3 separate regions of the Homo sapiens genome follow, and all the other regions are linked to region 3. A link is a loop called in an ENCODE intact Hi-C map of the cell type or tissue named here. Cell type or tissue: Panc1. All regions are shown on one strand. Each heading gives the region's core, and the rest is flanking DNA. Links, peaks and the distances in the headings are about the cores only. Region 1 has its middle 8.5 kb from the start of TMEM236. Region 2 overlaps MRC1 (mannose receptor C-type 1). Region 3 overlaps HACD1 (3-hydroxyacyl-CoA dehydratase 1).

What was found. Peaks named below come from ENCODE experiments on the same cell type or tissue, not always from the same donor. Only the 100,000 strongest peaks of a DNase experiment are listed, where the experiment ranks them.
Region 1: a loop joins it to region 3, with 5 times the contacts of the local background. A loop is called at or near these places in 107 of 110 quality-filtered maps.
Region 2: a loop joins it to region 3, with 6 times the contacts of the local background. A loop is called at or near these places in 26 of 110 quality-filtered maps.

What each region holds. Positions count from the first base shown.
Region 1 is chr10:17,740,637-17,746,794 of GRCh38, reverse strand. No RefSeq gene overlaps it. Among named protein-coding and RNA genes, the nearest start is that of TMEM236, 8.5 kb to the left of the region's middle. In Panc1, for the core only: CTCF peaks have their summits at 3,530 and 3,746 (motif pointing right); a DNase peak (open chromatin) is centred at 3,774; H3K4me3 peaks cover 326 bases; H3K27ac peaks cover 1,228 bases.
Region 2 is chr10:17,869,278-17,875,435 of GRCh38, reverse strand. It overlaps MRC1 (mannose receptor C-type 1), which reads right to left. Exons shown (of 30, transcript NM_002438.4): 13 at 5,063-5,190; 14 at 4,501-4,588; 15 at 3,310-3,454; 16 at 1,611-1,652; 17 at 183-346. Among named protein-coding and RNA genes, the nearest start is that of MIR511, 27 kb to the right of the region's middle. In Panc1, for the core only: CTCF peaks have their summits at 2,344 and 2,546 (motif pointing right); a DNase peak (open chromatin) is centred at 2,535.
Region 3 is chr10:17,604,527-17,610,684 of GRCh38, reverse strand. The region is part of intron 1 of HACD1 (3-hydroxyacyl-CoA dehydratase 1); the gene reads left to right. Among named protein-coding and RNA genes, the nearest start is that of HACD1, 9.8 kb to the left of the region's middle. In Panc1, for the core only: CTCF peaks have their summits at 2,783 and 2,992; no DNase peak of the experiment used is centred there; H3K27ac peaks cover 665 bases.

The sequences.
Region 1 (6,158 bases), core at 725-5,724, 140 kb before region 3:
GGAAGCTTCATCCTTCTACAGACCCTTGTTTTCTCTCCTGCTCCTCTGTGCAACCTTTTCTTACTCTGCTTTTCCAAGCGGAATTAAGTCATCCCTCCTTTCTCAAAACACCTTTTTTTTTTTTTTTTGAGACAGAGTCTTGCTCCGTCACCTGGGCTGAAGTGTAGTGGCGCAATCTCGGCTCACTGCAACCTCCGCCTCCCAGGCTCAAGCGATTCTCCTGCCTCAGCCTCCAGAGTAGCTGAGATTATAGGCATCAGTCACTATGCCCAGCTAATTTTTGTATTTTAGTAGAGATGGGGTTTCGCCATGTTGGCTAGGCTGGTCTCGAGCTCCTGACCTCAAGTGATCCACCCGCCTCAGCCTCCCAAAGTGCTGGGATTACAGGCGTGAGTCACTGTGCCCAGGCTCAAAACATCTTTTGGATACTTGTAGGGTAGCACAAATGATAAAATGTTCTTATACCATTCATTTACACACTGGGTCCCTCACAAAACCGTGAGCTCCTGGAAGGCAGAGAGCATCTGCTTTTCATCTGTGCATCCTCATTTCTCAGCACAGTGCCAAGCACACAACGGTCCCTTAATATGTATTCCTGGAAAAAAGGAATGCACAAGAGAAGTATAAGAGAAGTGGAGACGGCCAGGCATAGTGGCTCATGCCTGTAATCCCAGCACTTTGGGAGGCTGAGGTGGGCAGATTGCTTGAGCCCAGGAGTTCAAGACCAACCTGGACAACATGGCAAAACCCCATCTCTATGAAAAATACAAAAATTATCTGGGCATGGAGGTGTGTGCCTGTAGTCCCAGCTACTCAGGAGACTGAAGAGGAAGCATCGCTTGAGCCCAGGAGGTTGAGCTATGATTGCGCCACTGCACTCCAAACCTGGGCAACAGAGACCCCGTCCTCCTTCCAACTCAAAAAGAGAGAGAGAAGTGGTGAGTTAGGAATAAAAATTAGAAAAAAAAATTAAAGAAATAAGAATACGGCAGAGAAAAAAAAATAGACAGAAGTAGGCAGCAGAAGGAATGTGAAGGGATTTGATCATGGTTAACTCTTTTTTTATTCCAAGGGAGAGTGAGCTGTCTCCCACGCTGACATTTCAGAAGGAGAAATCATGTTCTATGAGTCTCAATTCAATCTACTCACTCAGTCTACAGGCTTCAATTTCCTCGCTCGCTCCTCCTTACCCTTGCAATGCTTGGCTCCAAATAAAGCTACCAGATCTCTTTCTCCACAGCATGGCTCCTTGGGGTCTCAAGGTAAAAGAGAAAAGACAAAGTCGCTGTGGATTGCAGAACTGATTAATCTCGTGATGCCTGTTGAAAAAGACTATGACCCTTTTCAAGCATTCACCACGGCTTCATAGATGGGAGTGCTACAATATTTCCCCAGCCTTCTCCAATCTGTGGGCCCTCAGAAAATGCACACGCCCTAATGGGTTTGCACCATTAATGAAGGAGACTGGAGAGGACTGTCTGGTATTTCTCTGACCCGAGGCATGGCCTTCAATTATGTCAGAGTCTTCAGCCCTTTTAAGGTGTCATTTGCCTGAGTTTCACAGAAAGGATTATGAAGCAGCGAAGGTTCCTTCATGAGGGATAGAGCAACTAGCGACCTTGGCAAAGAAAAAGAAAGCTATTATGCCAACACTAAGCTACTGGGAGGAAATAATCCCAGACCCCTGACTTGGAGACAAAGACAACGGGAGATGAAAGAGGGTTTAAGATCACCTACCTACCCTTCAGCTGGGACCCGTTTACTCCAATCCTGATTCCTGCCCTTCTAAGTCCTCTGATAAGTGTGCCATGCAGTTGTACTGTGGTAACTGGAAAGACATGGAAGGGGACATTTTCAAACCACCCAGATTCTTTACTTGGATTAACCCAGTACTGATTCGAGGAACTCTGCGCCTTACTTTGCTCTTTAATGCTGGGTTTAACAGCTTCCTGGTAGGAAACAGATTTGGGTTTCTGAAGCTGGATCCGTGGTGAAAAGACTGAGCCTTGTGGTTAGAGTTCACTTCCATGTAGGAGTGTTGATGCAGTGTTTTTTATTTTAGTAAGCAGAAGATATCATTCTGTGCAGGGGAACACCTGTTCTCCACACTTCCAACTGTCATTTCCTTCCTGCAGGCAGGAAGTCAAAAATCGAGTCTCTAAAATTGTTAGGAAGATCATTTGTAATCTCAAGGTTTGCTCATTGTTTTCAGTGTAGGGTCTGTGAAACACAATGTACAAACTGCCAGGAATGTTCTGGCATATCCGTGGTTTGTTTCCTGTGATCTTATGATGTGCAAAAAGACAGGAGCTAGTGGCAGTGAAACTGCTCTTGGGATGGAGCTGAATGTACATAGAGCCTAGGGAAGAAGTGAAAGTAGGTTCCGGGGCCTGGTTTACTGATTATTTGAAATTTCCAGAGTTGCTGATCATCGCACGCAGGCATGACCAATCAATCACTTGAAGAGAATTTAGTAAGATGATATTACTATCTGATATAAGCCCCCTTGACCAATTTCATGCTATCATAGTCCAGATTATGCTAAATATATACTATAGGAAAAAGTATTATTTCATCTGTTTGGCTATCAAATAAGCAACTTTGTAAAAGCAAAGGTGACAGTGTATTCACTTTTGTGGCCCTTTTATAACTGGTGACTCTATTGTTGTTTTTTTTTTTGTTTTTGTTTTTGTTTCTTGAGACGGAGTCTCGCTGTGTCACCCAGGCTGGAGTGCAGTGGCGCAATCTCAGCTCACTGCAAGCTCCGCTTCCTGGGTTCAGGCCATTCTCCTGCCTCAGCCTCCTGAGTAGCTGGGACTACAGGTGCCCACCACCAAGCCCAGCTAAATTTTTGTATTTTTAGTAGAGACGGGGTTTCACCGTGTTAGCCAGGATGGTCTCGATCTCCTGACCTTGTGATCTGCCCTCCTGGGCCTCCCAAAGTGCTGGGATTACAGGTGTGAGCCACCACGCCTGGCCGACTCTGTTCTTGAAATTAACAAAATGTATAGGAAATCCTTACTTAAAAAAAAAATTATGCTCCCTTAAAATGTCATTCCATTAAAATTTCCCAGATCTTAAAAGGGAAAGAAAGTGAATTAAAATTTCCGACTCCACTATGTAGTCATCACACAAATTGTGTGTGTGGTAATGTGTAAATGAGCTAGAAATTTTTAAAAAACTGTATTAAAGGAAAAAAGGAAGTCCCTTCACTGTTTGCAACAATTCTCAAATTTTATTTTTCAAGGGACTAAAACAAGTTAGCCTTTTGGTATTCCAGAGTAACAAATTTAAACAGACAAAAATGTAGGTTCAGGCCTAATCAATTAGCATAAATTCATCCCAAAGTTCACAAGGATGCTTTAAACTAAATTTCCCACATCTTCACTGTTGAGGACTTAATAAGTTTGCAACTCTCCAATTCTTCCGTACGTAACTTAAAATATCTTAAAATAACTATTAGTAGTCCTGCCCACCATATATTCACAAAGTAAGCAAAAATGATAATTGTGCAGTTAATGTGATCACTGTAGATAAAAGTTAAAATTTCTAGCCGGGTGCGGTGGCTCATGCCTGTAATTCCAGCATTTTGGGAGGCCAAGGCGGGCGGATCACCTGAGGTCGGGAGTGGTGAGCCAAGATCGCGCCATTGCACTCCAGCCTGGGCAAAAAGAGCAAAAATCCGTCTCAAGAAAAAAAAAAAAAAAAAATTCTGAGTGATCTGCCTGTATGCAGTGCTTCCTTACTCCACTGGGTGGCGCAGGTTTGGTTTTGTTCTGTTTTCATCACAATTTTTGAGTTGATACCCACATATACGTATGTATTTTTTTGGGACACGGTTTCACTCTGTTGTCCAGACTGGAGTGCGGTGGCGCGATCTCGGCTGACTGCAACCTCTAACTCCGGGGTTCAAGCGATTCTCCTGCCTCAACCTCCCGAATAGCTGGGATTATAGGCATGCACCACCATGCCCGACTAATTTTGTATTTTTAGTAGAGACGGGGTTTCACCATGTTGGCCAGGCTGGTCTCAAACTCCTGACCTCAAGTGATCTGCCTGCCTCGGCCTCCCAAAGTGCTGGGATTGCAGGTGTGAGCCAATGTGCCTGGCCTTGAGTTGATATTTTAAAAGATATTATAGGCTTGAAATCTTCCAACCTTAATTATTCCTTTTTAAAATTTAGGCTATTAAGTTGTGAGTCTTGTGGAGGATCATACGCCATCTTGAACTATGTAAATTTGGCTCATTTAGTTTGATATTTAGTGAGGTACGTCAGAGCTCATCTCAAAAGCCACTTAGATCAAAGCCCTAGGCTTCACCATAATTTTCCAGGCCTTCCACGATCTCTCCCCTACCACCTCTCTCTCTGACTAAATTTCCTCTCTCCTTGTCCTCCTCAATATTCTTCAAACACACCAAGCATAAAGGCTTCTGTTAGACTTTGCCCTGTTATTCTCTTGGCCTGGAAAACTCCCCAGAGATATCCAAAAAGCCAACCGCCTCCCGTTCTTCAGGTCTTAAGTGACATCTTCTCATGAGATAATTTATCTAAAATTTCATCAACTCCCCCAGCTTCCTATCCCTCTTTCTGCCTCATTTTTATCATGTAACACTATCTAACATAATATTTTACTTTTATGTTACTTGCCTGTCTCCCTCAAACTGAAATGTAAGTTTCTTGACAGCAGGAATTTTTACCAATTTTTTTTCCTTGAGACGGAGTTTCGTTTTTCTTGCCCAGGCTAGAGTGCAATGGTACGGTCTGGGCTCACTGCAACCTCCGCCTCCTGGGTTCAAGCAATTCTCCTGCCTCAGCCTCCCAAGTAGCTGGGATTACAGGCGCCCGCCACCATGCCCGGCTAATTTTTTTGTATTTTTAATAGAAACAGGGTCTCACCATGTTAGCCAGTCTGGTCTTGAACTCTTGACCTCAGGTGATCTGCCTGCCTCACCCTCCCTAAGTGCTGGGATTACAGATGTGAGCCACCGTGACTGGGCACCAATTTTTTTTTGAGACAAGGTCTCACTCTGTTGCCAGGCTGGAGTGTAGTAGTGCAATCCTAGCTCACTGCAGCCTTGAAATCCTGGGCTCAAGTCATCCTCCCACCTCAGCCTCTTAAGTAACTGGGACTTAGGTGGTGCATATCACCACCTTAGCCACCTCCTGCCTAATTTTTATTTAGTAGATACAGGGTCTCGCCATATTGCCCAGGCTGGTCTCAAACTCCTATCTTCAAGTGATGCTCCCACCTCAACCTCCCAAAATGCTAGGACTATAGGCATGAGTCTAATTTTGTTTGTTTGTTTGTTTGTTTTTTAATAGTTTAAGCACAGAGAATGGGCCAGTTGTTATTCAGGAAATTTTACCTGAACCTCCAGGTTGAGCACACGAGTTCAAGACCAGCCTGGGCAACATGGTGAGACTCCATCTCCACAGAATATCAAAAACTGGCCACACGTGGTGGTACACGCCTGTAGCCCAGCTACTCAGGATGCTGAGGTGGGAGGATTGATTAAGCCCAGGAGGTCAAGGCTGCAGTGAACTATGATCATGCCACTGTATTCCAGTCTGGGCAATAGAGTGAGATCCCGTCTCAAAAAAAAATAAATTACAATAAAATTCATTTAAAAATTGAGCAGACATTTATTGCAATTCATGAATCAGGACAGCATCTCATTCTATAAAATAGTATAAAAACCTTGACGAGTAGAGCAGAAGAGACTGGCTGTATAGACAGAAAAGGGCTGAAGAGAGCAGAAATAAGAAACGAATAGCAGATATGGTCTTTTAATAATTACTTTATAAGTTTACATCAGAGGGGGCCTCCTTAGCATGTTGGCTCAGGTACACTGGGCCCCTTCTGATTGGCTGCTATAAATCTCCAGGTGTTTGGAAAACTTCTCAAAGTTCAATTTGATGACATGGCACTTTCAACTTTCAACTGGTGACTGCATTTGGGTTTAGTCTGATCTGCTGGGAGCCTAGATCAAAATAATGGCCTCCCATAAATTTCATTCAACACTAGTCTAGCTGGATTCTTTCAAAGGTCCTAATGGAAATACACTAAATTTGCTACAAAACACTGAGATAACCAAAGACCAGATCTAATTACCCAGCTGCAAGCAGTATTGGTCCCTATTTCTTCTTATCATACTTA
Region 2 (6,158 bases), core at 624-5,623, 260 kb before region 3:
TGCAGGGACAGGTAAGAAGGTTGTGAGGGATAAAAGACTACACATTCAGTACAGCGTATACTGCTCAGGTGACGGGTGTACCAAAATCTCAGAAATCACCACTAAAGAACTTTTCCATACAACCAAACAACACCTGTTCCCCAAAAACTATTAAAATTTTAAAAAATGATTGATGTCCTTACATATTTCCATAGAAACTTCTTTTCACTTTCACTTTGAATAGAAACAAGATCACCAAAATTCCTCTTGCAAAACGCTCGCGCATTGTCCATGGTTTCCTTCTCTTTGCTGAAATAATACTGGTAGTCTTTGTAAATAACCCACCCATCTTCAGTAACTGGTGGATCTGAAAAGTTAATGAGAAAAGGCAATGAGTTTTATGCAGACAAATTCAAGAATCTGGTGTGTACAGCACACAAAGGTGAAAGGGATAGAGCTGCTATATCAAGAGGCATCTGCAACTCTGAGAGACCAGAACAGCAGAATGTCCACGTCAAATACAGACATCTGAACCCCAGCCCAAATATCCACTTTCTACCAATCTGGTAAAAAGGACCCATTTTGTATTCCCAGCTATGTTCCATATGTCATTACTGGGTAAAAGAACTCCGGGTGTCACTTTCATCAATACAATAGCATAGCTGTGAGGATTTATGTATAATGCACCCATAATCTTCTACATCAAAGGAGTGGGAACTATGAGAAAGCAGCTTTCACCCCAGTATAAGAAAAAAAAAAAAGCAAAACTTCGAATAGATGCACTTGGGTGCTTCAGGGTAGAAGCAAGGAATTCACGTATCAAGTGGGCCCCTCAGGCTTTCTCCAACCCATGGAATTCCATACTTCCGTGCTACAGTAGGCTGAATAAAAGCTCCCAAAGGTATCTAGTTCCTAACCCCTGGAACCTATGAATGTTAGCTTACATGGAAAATGGGACTTTATAGACATGATTAAGTTAGGATCTTGAGATAGGAGGGTTATCTTGGATCATCTAGGTGAGCCCTAAATGTAGTAACAAGTATCCTTATGCAGAGGGGCGGAGGGAGATTTGACTACAAGAGAAGGAGGCAATGTGATCACTGGAAGAAGATGCTACATTGCTGGTTTTGAAGGAGGAATGGGTCATGAGCTGATGAGTTCATAGAATGTAGCTCTAGATGCTGGAAAAGGCAAGGAAAGAGAATCTCCCTCAGAGCCCCTAAAGGGAGCGTGGTCCTGCCAACATCTGGATTTTGGCCCAGTGAAATTGATTCCAGATTTCTGACTTCCAGAACTGTAAGGGAGTAACTGCATGTTATTTTAAGCCACCAAGTTCCTGGTAACTGGTTACAGCAGCCTGTGGACACTAATATATGTGCTAAAGAAGAAGGAACCTGGGACCTTGGAATTGATTCATGAACCCTTGAGAAACTGTATTAACATGCCTTATGTTTGGGCATATGAGCTTCTCTCTGGAGAGGAAGACCCAAATTTCCATGACGTTCTCACTCAAAGGTTATTAAGGACTTCTGCTCTCTACCTTCCTAGGGCAAGTAATTTTTTCATTGAGAAAGGAAAGAGGCGGAGAAAGGGTTATCAGTACAGAGATCAGAAAATAAGAAAACACCTACTGTCTTGAGGAGCTGGTGTTGGCTCAGGTTTTGGTGTTTGTCCTGTAAAACAAGAGAAAAATAGAAATAAAGTGTACTTAAACTTCTGCTAATTACATTTCCTTCTATTGTCACTATTTTCATGAGTCAATATTGCTAAAAACTTAGTTGTTCTCTTTTTTCCCTTCCCTTTCTTTCTCCTATTTGCACGTCATGTTGTGGAGGGCAGAATGAAGGAAAAGAGAATAAGAAGTGAAGAATTAAACAAATTAGGTGCAATAATAGCCAACAGAAATTACAACCACCACAGTTTTCAGGCACAAGTAGCATTATATAAAGGAAAAAAAAAAAGATCATGAGTTTTAGAATCAGAAAGCCTAGCTTCAAATCCCAAGCCTGGGTTTAAATCATTTAGCCTTAATTTTGTCAACTAAACCAAATAGATTAGTTTGTGAAAATATGTGAGTTATTGGTATGTAATAGGTGTTTAACAGCTGTTCATTTTCCAGACATCTTATAATCTGTGAAATGACTTATGATTTCATGATTTGAAACGATTAAATGTGAACTATTTATTTATAAAATAGAAAATGTATTTTCTTAAGAAAATCTATTTTTCTTAAATGTATGGCTTACTAAAAGTTAAATGAAATATTTTTCTTTCCAATTAGTTAATGATATATCTGGATTTTGTTGAAAGCTGATAAAGGGACTCAGGTTACCTAGCTTTTGGGTTAATGAATTTAACATCTACAAGAGTAGAGCTACGATAATGCAAAAAGGATACTAGCCATTGGTAGATAAGAGACCATTAAAGGACAACTGGCCACCACTGACTTCTTCTATTCTGGAAACTTTGAAAGCAATAATCTAAGCAGGAGGATGGAAAATAAACAGAGCAGTAAGTCATCTCCAGCCATAGAGTTGAAATGGTTGCCAAGATTCCCCAACAGCAGAGGGCAATGCAGTTCCATTTATCCATTTGCAACGGAGGTATTGATGTATATTTTGGTTCAAGGGTAGGTTTGTTTATTTGCTTGTTGGTGTGTTGGTTTCTCTTAACATTAGAACTCGGATCCTCTGGCCTGACTTGAATATGCAGAACTTTCTGAGTCCCAGATAATGGCTGTCAGCATGCGTATTGTTTGACCATCAATAACATGGTTTGGCTAATAGCATCAGAGGCCACAGATAATGGCTGTCAGCATGCGTATTGTTTGGCCATCAATAACATGGTGGGGCTAATAGCATCAGAGGCCACTCCAGGGTGATTGTTCACTGTGTGGAACATTTATCTGAGAAATCAATACTCAGAATATTCAGACTTGGGGAAATGTTCAACTATTTGATGATTAACGTAGGTCAGAAGGTGAAAATTCCAAAACAGAAGTTGCATTTGCATTATTCTGTTGACAGCATAGGACACTCACAAACTTCTACTGCTATGGAACCTGGGCCAGGATCAGAGCTGCTCGTGGGAACTATTTGGAAGGACGTGACTCTTGCCCAGAACTCCCAGGTGGCCTTTTGATCTTCTCTGTTCCTTTGGCACATTTATCTGTGCTTATCAACTTCATGCTTATCCTATGCAATGATGGCCACTGACAGTTTCCTGATTTTGTTATTTTGTTTGTTTGCTTCTGCTAATAAAGGAAAGATTCTGGGGTGTCAGGAGGTTAGTCTACCAAGCTGAGATAAAGGAGAGAAGAGGTGATCATACCTTTTTGTATCTGGCAAATCCAGTTGTTAAGGTGTTCACAATTAATATCATTCCAAGACATAGTAGGGTCACCTTTCAGCTCACCACAGTATTCAACATTTTGATAATTATTAGGTTCTCCATAAGCCCAGTTTTCATATGAAACCTATATTAGAAACATTAAACTACAACCATTAACCATTTGTATCAAGCCAATGCCAATCATTCATCCAAACAGAAAACGAAAGATATGTTTGCATTGTTTTATCAATTTACTTTTTTTTCACAATAGCTTTGCTTTGAAAGCACAGTTCACAAACGTAGTAGAAAAGAAACAGCTTTCATTACATGGAACCTTGTGATGTTGAATAACGTACACAATTGATTATTATAACATTTTCTTTACTCTTATTAAATAGAATGGATCCAAGGGCCACAAATGGGGATTTATATACAGGAAAAACTTGGCAACAAAGTTCCACTTCTCAGTGTTGGGAGTTCCTAAATTTACAACCCAATGGAAAGGATAATATTTCAGTGCGTTATTGGAAGTTTTCTCTTTATTAAATGTGTAGGATAAAGCAATACAATTTATTCTTCTTGCAAAAGAAAAAGACCCAGAAAATATTGCTAACAGCTACTAAACTTTGCCAAAATGAACAGTAGAAACAAACGGAGGCCCTGGGTCTAGGTCCTCTATGGAGTTTTCAGTGTGGAATCATAACCCACGGGGTTCTGGACTAAGCACGGTGATGTGTTTTCCAGAGATGTAAATATAAAACCCAAATGTCAATGAAGCCATCAAATAAACCACCTCACTCAAGTTCCTTGAAAAGTTGCTGGTGGAGGCAGAACTGAAATTAAGAGGTAGAACTGAAATTATACAAAATCACTTCTTGTGACGACTAGGGCTTCTAAATATTGCCAGCACGTGCCAGAATCTCTCACTTCTTCATTCCTGGAAATGGAGAAGTCTGACGAAGCCTAATCATTATTAGTGGGAATATCAAAAATGTTTCCATTTCTATTGATCTAAAAGAGGGTATAAAACACGCAAGTTTTAGGAAGTTTACCTGCACATCAATTTTGCATGGCAGGATAGTGGCTATCATAATGAACTGTCTTATTAAAAGTTTGCATTAAAAAAAAAGACAACATCAAAATAAATACACGATAAAGTAAGAAAGTTATATAGTAAGTAAAATTACTCACAGGAGAACCATCACTCCAAGTAAAACCTTCTGAAGGGCTTCCATATGTCAATCCCAACCAAAACAGTTTGTGGTAGCTTCCACTAGCTCTATGAAATCCAAAACATAAAGAAAGCATATGCTATTGCATGAAGCAAGTTCAGTAACTTATGAGGACTAACCACATTTGAAAGTTACCTCCAAAACGTAAATTAATAGTACACAAGTAAAGAGATTTAACAGCTAAATAGAAGACTTATGCAATAGATGTGCATTTTGGTATATCCCATAAATATCTTAAAAACAGACCACTGCCTGAGAGTAAATAATGGTATCGTATTGAAAGACAAATACGTATTAAGCATCTTGAACTTTTATAGACCAAGTCATAGCAGAATTTACACTTATAAAATTAAAGGATTTGAAAGCGAAACTAGATCAAACAGGGCCCACAGATTTGGGAGATGATACAGGTGCTCAAACTAGCATCCTGAGACAACAATTTCAGAAACAGACAAATTTTCTCAACTTCATAAGCACCAACTAGATAACAAAAAGGAGGAATCCATAAAAATACCACTTACGTTATTAATCGCCATATTGTTTGCTGTTCCTCTTTGTTATTGATGCTAGCTAAGTCTCCACCCAGAGCTCGACAAAAATCTCGAGATTCAAACCACGTTTTCTTCTCATGTTTTCCTTTTGCATACAGCTGAAGATGATATGGTTACAAAAATTATTTTATGCTTTGTAGTTTATCAAATTAAGAGAAACAAATATTTACTTTTGATGAGAGTTCATTTACAGAAAAACAAAACAGTGTAATGACTCAAAACAATGTAATTCTTTTGCTTTAAAATCAGTTTATGAGTGAATAGTTGGGTAACAAAACTTGGGGGATTCTTTTATTGAGAAAACCTTAGAAAATAAAATTATTTTATAGCACAAGAGAAATTAGATGAAAATCTTAGGAGCTTTAGGCATATGGGTTATGTATACAGCTCTTCGTGGAAGACAAGATTAATTTGGTTAAGTGTAAAAAGTGGCATTGAGATGGAAAGAAATGAAAGACACTTTTGATACAGATAAAGTAAACATGAAGAAGAAGAATTTGAAGGAAAATAACTTTTCTAAAATTGTGCACAGTTTGTTAGTGTGTTCAGCTTAAACAATGAATAACCTGGCAATGTTTCAATATTTTGTTGGTAATGTCCTTCAATACCGCCTTGTATTTTTCATTATGGTTGTACATCTTAACAACTACTGAAGCACATGCAAACACAGACAACCATCTGGCAGGGAGTTCTGAGCAAAATTAAATTTAAAAGATTATATGATTTAGGAATTGTGTCATAATATCCAGAGGACTGCAGAGAATAGTGAAATGCAGTCAACAGTGACGGTCTGGGACACACCCACCAGTATGCAAATAGAAAGGAGGTAATCGTGGCCATTGACTTTTCTAATTCTCATGCGTTACTCCTCATCATTCCCACATCACAGCCTTGTGGGAAAAAAAATTTGCTTCCAAGGCACTATGGTTGCCCAAGTTGTCATTAAGCAGCCGAAGACAACCTTCACCTTGACCCTAACTTGACTCAAGCTATGTGGACAAAGGTGTTTAAGTAAATATCCACATCAGTATATCCCAGACTCCTATGATGCCTCAACTTGCTAGAC
Region 3 (6,158 bases), core at 680-5,679:
GTTCATTTTTATTCCTAGTGGTTTATTTAAAATTGTACTTTTTTTTTTTTTTGAGACAGAGTCTGGCTCTGGAGTGCAGTAGCACCAGCTCAGCTCACTGCTCAGCCTCCCAGGCTCAAGTGATCCTCCCACCTCAGCCTCCCGAGTAGCTGGGACTACAGTCACGTGCCACCACACCTGGCTAATTTTTAAATTTTTTGTAGAAACAAGGTCTTGCCATGTTGCCCAGGCTGGTCTTGAACTCCTGGGCCCAAGCAATCCACCCACCTTGGCCTCCCAAAATCCTGGGATTACAGGTGTGAGCCACTGCGCCTGGCCTAAAATTGCACTTCTTGCAGAAAGAGAAAGTAAGATATTTTCACAGTATACTTAGTATGATTTAATAGAACAAGAAACCCAAGGTTCATTTCCCAGAATGTTAAGTAAGAGCCATATCTTTTATTGCTGCGTAGAATCTATTTTGTTGCTGAGGACAGATCCGCAAATGGACCTACCACAAATTGTTCATCCATCCATTTGTTGATGGACATTTGGGCTCTCTTCAGTTTTTGCTATTACAAATCAAGCTATAAGCATGCATGTACATGTCTATGTACGAACATATGCTTTTGTTTTGCTTGGGTAAATACCTAGGAGTGGAGGGGCTGGGTCATAGGATAGTTAAGTGTTTAATTTCTTTCGTTCTTTTTTTTTTTTTTTTTTGAGATGGAGTCTCACTGTGCCACCTACGCTGGAGTGCAGTGGTGCATCCTCGGCTCACTGCAACCTCTGCCTGCGGATTCAAACGATTCTCCTGCCTCAGCTTCCTGTGTGGCTGGGACTCCAGGCGTGCACCACCATGCCTGGCTAATTTTTTTTCTATTTTTAGTAGAGACGGGGTTTCACCAGGTTGGCCAGCCTGGTCTCAAACTCCTGACCTCAAATGATCCAACCGCCTTGGCCTCCCAAAGCGTAATTTCTTATGAAACCGCCAAACTGGTTTCCAAAGTGGTTATACCCTTTTATCTTCCCTCTCGCAATGAATGGGACTTCCCATTGGTGCACATCCTTGCCAACCCTTGGTGTGGTCAGTCATTGTAATTTTAGACATTCCGAGAAGTACATTCTGTTATCTCATTGGGATTTTGATTTTGTTTTCCCTAGTAGCTAACGATACTGAGTATCTTTTCATGTGCTTCACTTGCCAATCATATATCTTCTTGGGTATCTGTTCAAATCTTTTGCCCATTTTTAGCTGGGCACGGTGGCTCACACTTGTAATCCCAGCACTTTAGGAGGGCGAGGCGAGTGGATCATGAGGTCAGGAGATCGAGACCATTCTGGCTAACACGGTGAAACCCCATTTCTATTAAAAATACAACAAATTAGCCGGGCGTGGTGGCGGGCGCCTATAGTCTCAGCTACTACGGAGGCTGAGGCAGGAGAATGGTATGAACCCGGAGGTGGAGCTTGCAGTGAGCCGAGATCGCGCCACTGCACTTCAGCCTGGGTGACAGAGCAAGACTCTGTCTCAAAAAAAAAAAAAAAAACCTTTTGCACATTTTTTTTCTTTAATGGGCTGTTTGATTTCCTATTATAGGGTTTTGAAAGTTCTTTATACAATCTGGACACAAGTGCTTTACCAGATATGTGATTTGCAAATATTTTCTTCCAGTTTGGGCTTGATTTTTTATTCTCTTAACAGTGCCTTTCAAAGAGCAGGTGTCTTAATCTTAGTGAAATTCAGTTTCTCAAGCGTTTGTTTTTTCTTTTATGAATCTTTCAGCTTGACTCGTTATTGGCATGAGTGCTGGTGTACAATCAGTTGAAGCACTCACATATTGGCTGCTAAACAAAAGTATAACTTTTATCTAGAAAAGGCAGTTTAGAGGTGTCAATGAACAATATATGAAAGTATGGGCCAGACGTGGCGGCTCACGTCTGTAACCCCAGTACTTTGGGAGGCTGAGGCAGGCAGATCGCTTGAGGTCAGGAGTTCGAGACCAGCCTGGCCAACATGTTGAAACCCCATCTCTACTAAAAATACAAAAATTAGCTGGGTATGGTGGCAGGTACCTGTAATCCCAGCCACTTGGGAGGCTAAGGCACGAGAATCACTGGAACCTGGGAGGTTGAGGTTGCAGTGAGCTGAAATCACACCAGACTGGGTGACAGAGCAAGACTCCATTTCAAAAAAAAAGGAGACAAAGTGTGGAGTATATGAAAGTTGAAGACTATCTTCGGTCCAAGCCTCCAAATGGCTAAAGGAGGTATACAAAGGAAATAGCAAGCTAGAATATTGTTTTTCAATGATTGTTGAAATAATGGATCTAGCCAATGATCATCAGTAACTGCTAGCATCACAAAAGAGAGAGTCTGGCCAGGCGCAGTGGCTCACACCGGTAATCCCATTACTTTGGGAGACTGAGGCAGGCAGATGGCTTGAGCCCAGGAGTTCAAGATTAGCCTGGGCAACATAGGGAGACCCCATCTCTACTAAAAAAAACCCCACAACAGCAAGAACAATAATGAGCCAGGTATGGTGGTACACCCCTGTGGTCCCAGCTACTCGAGAGGCTGAGGTGGGAAGATTGCTGAAGCCTGGGAACCCAAGGCTGCCATGAGCCATGGGCACACCACTCACTCCAGCCTGCGGGACAGAGCGAGAATCTGTCTAAAAAAAAAAATCCTAATTGCAGAAATTCCAGTTGCTTTTGAAATATTTTCTGTTTGTTTTATTATAGTTACTAAACCGATAGATGAAGGAAGTTCAAAACTAGTTCAATATAGGACCCTTAAAGAGACTTTCTTTGACTGTCACCCTTTCTGATGGAGGGCTTAGGAAGTGAACCCTGATTCAATTGGCTCCTGGCCTTACTTAGGAAAAACAGACAAGAGGTTAGAATAGATGTTTCGATGGGTCCTTTCAAATCCCTGAGCCTGTCAATTTCTTTTATTTCCCACAGTTTAGTGAGTGGCACGATCATGATACTATGCTAGGTGGTACAATACTGCCACCTATGGAGCAACAGTAGAACTTGTTATAATGTTAACGATGCATGGATTTTTATACAATGCTGTTTAAAAATGTAGAAAACTTGCCATCCAAATGACTCCTTTGATTGGTAGGTTAATAACTGCCTCTCAAACTTATCTTTTGTGGACATCTGATTTGGGTTCACCTAAAAAAGACAAGTGTATGGAAAATGTGAATGAAAATATCTTAATAAACTTTTTGTTTTCTTAGTAGAAGAAATATGGGGACTTTGAATTGAAGATAATGAAATCATAATACTTTAGTTGTGGAAGGTACCTAAAGCATGATTCCGATGAGTGCTGTAGGATCAGTCCAGTTCAGTGTTGGCGCTCACATGAGATGGATCCATCAGTTGTAGCCACAGTGAAGCTGGGGTAGAGTGGAAAGGGGTCAGGACTAGGGAGTCTAGAGACTGCAGAGGTTCTATTACAGACTCAGTCATGAACTTACTCTAAGACTCAGGGTAAGTAACTGAATGTTCTGGAAGATGATTATCTCATCTAAAAGAGTGGCCTTCAAACTTTTTGGATAGCATGCTACTATCAATTAAAATATTTGAGCATAGACTCTCCATATAACTTTAAAAATATATTTATAATGTAAATATGAATTGCTATCATTAACTGGTATCTCAGGGCACAGTATATACTTAGAGCCAGACCGACACAGCATAGTGGCTTAAGAGCATATACTCCGAGCTTAGTGGTGGCTGTGTGACCCTCTCTGCCTATTTCCTCAGTAGTGAAATAGGATAATAGAAGACCCTCGCCTCATAGGGTTATTGTGAGGATTTGAGGTTAATATGTTATGAATTGAAAACAGTGTCTAAGACATAGAAAGCACTCTGACAATACACTTATTATTGTCATTGTTATTATCATGAATATGTCTGCATTTCAAAGGTCCTTGTGGTCCTTTCAGATATTTACTTGACTTCTTGCCAATCTGATAAACAAGTCATTGCTTTTACCTTATTATGTTCTAAGAATAGAAGTGTCATTCTGCCATCTTATTATTCTCTTGAGAATGCATTTTCATCAGATTCAGTTAGTAGATTCTTTGCAGGAATCTTTTCAAGCCATTTGTCCACTGTATGAGTGTTCTTTGATTAAAAAAGTTAAAACTGCATGATAATTTTATATTTCATAAATCTACTTACTAGACTCTTTGGAGACTATCTAAAAGACTAGGGTAGCTCCTCATTTCCCTGGGTGAGTTATTAGAGCTTTTAAAAAGTTACAGATGAGGTAAGTTGCTTAAACTTAAACGTGCTTTTGGAATTGCAGGGGAAACTGGAAAAAAATAAACTTCTTATTGGTGACTTTAGGAAGAGTAAGAAGTAGTATGAGAAAGCTGGTCTCCACAACTCTAGCTTATATTTAAAGCACGATTATTATTCACAGAACATAAGCTATATTTATATGCAAACGTAAGTTTAAAAGCGAGGGCATATAGTATTTTTTTCTTTCTTTTTTCTTTCTCTCTCTCTTGTTTTTTTTGAGACAGGGTCTTTGTTGCACAGCCTGGACTGCAGTGGCACAAACATAGCTTACTGCAACCAGCGCCTCTGTGCTCAAGTGATCCTCCCACCTCAGCCTTCCAAGTAGCTGGAACCACAGGCATGTGCCGCCATGCCTCTAAAATTTTTTTTTTTTGTAGAGACGGGATCTTGCCATGTTGCCCAGGCTGTTTTTTTCTTTTCTTTTCTTTTTTTTGAGACAGAGTCTCACTCTGTCACCCAGGCTGGAGTGCAGTGGCACCATCTCAGCTCACTGCAACCTCCGCCTCATGGGTTCAAACAATTCTCCTGCCTCAGCCTCCCGAGTAGCTGGCACTATAGGTGCCCACCGGCACACCCGGCTAAGTTTTGTATTTTTAATAGAGATGGGGTTTTGCTATGTTGGCCAGGCTGGTCTCAAACTCCGGACCTCAGGTGATCCACCCACCTCAACCTTCCAAGGTGTTGGGATTACAGGGGTGAGCCACTATGCCTGGCCTCTTCTTTTGTTTTTTTTTTTTTAAACAACCTTTTTGAAAGCAGGCCCATGGCTGATCTTCTATCTGTGGCTCAGCAATTGTTGTTGTTGTTGTTTTTAGTGAAAATTAAGTAAATATTAATTGATGACTTTTTTTTTTTTTTTCCCGAGATGGAGTCTTGCTCTGTCACCCAGGCTGGAATGCAGTGGCGTGATCTTGGCTCACTGCAACCTCCACTTCCCAGGTTGGAGCAATTCTCCTGCCTCAGCCTCCGGAGTAGCTGGGACTACAGGTGTGCGCCACCATGCTTGGCTAATTTTCGTATTTTTAGTAGAGACAGGGTTTCACCATGTTGGCCAGACTGGTCTCAAACCTCTGGCCTCAGGTGATCCACCTGCCTCGGCCTCCCAAAGTGCTGGGATTGCAGGTGTGAGCCACTGCACCCGGCCCATCTTAACTTTTTAAAGTGTAAGTTCAGTGGCATTAAGTACATTCACATTTTTGTGTAACCATTACTTCCTTCTGTCTCCATAACTTTTCATCTTGCAAAACTGAAACTCTGCACCCAGTGAACGCTAACTCCTCATTGCCCCATCTGTCCCCAGCCCCTAGCCACCACTATCCTACTTTCTGTCTCTATGAATTTGACTACCCTGTGTATACCTCATATAAATTAAATCATACAGGCTGGGCATGGTGGCTCACTCCATGTAATCCCAGCACTTTGGGAGGCTGAGGTGGATGGATCACTTGAGTTCAGGAGTTTGAGACCAGCCTGGGCAACATGGCGAAAACCCATATCTACAAAAAATACAAAAATTAGCTGGATATGATGGCGCACACCTGTAGACCCAGCTATGGGGAAGGCTGAGATGGGAGGATCGCTTGAGCCCTGGACGTCAAGGCAGCAGTGAGGCAAGACTGCGCCACTGCCCTTCAGCCAGGGTGACAGAGCGAGACCCTGTCTCAATCAATCAGCCAATAATTGTTCTTTGTTAAAGATGACAGCAACACATAATGCAAAAAAAGAAATTTTTTAAAGAAAAAAATGATCATACAGTATTAGTCCTTTTGTGCCTAGCTTATTTCACATAGCATAAGGTCTTCAAGGTTTATCCGTGTTGCATGATATGTCAGAATTTCTTTTTCTTTTTAAGGCTAATAT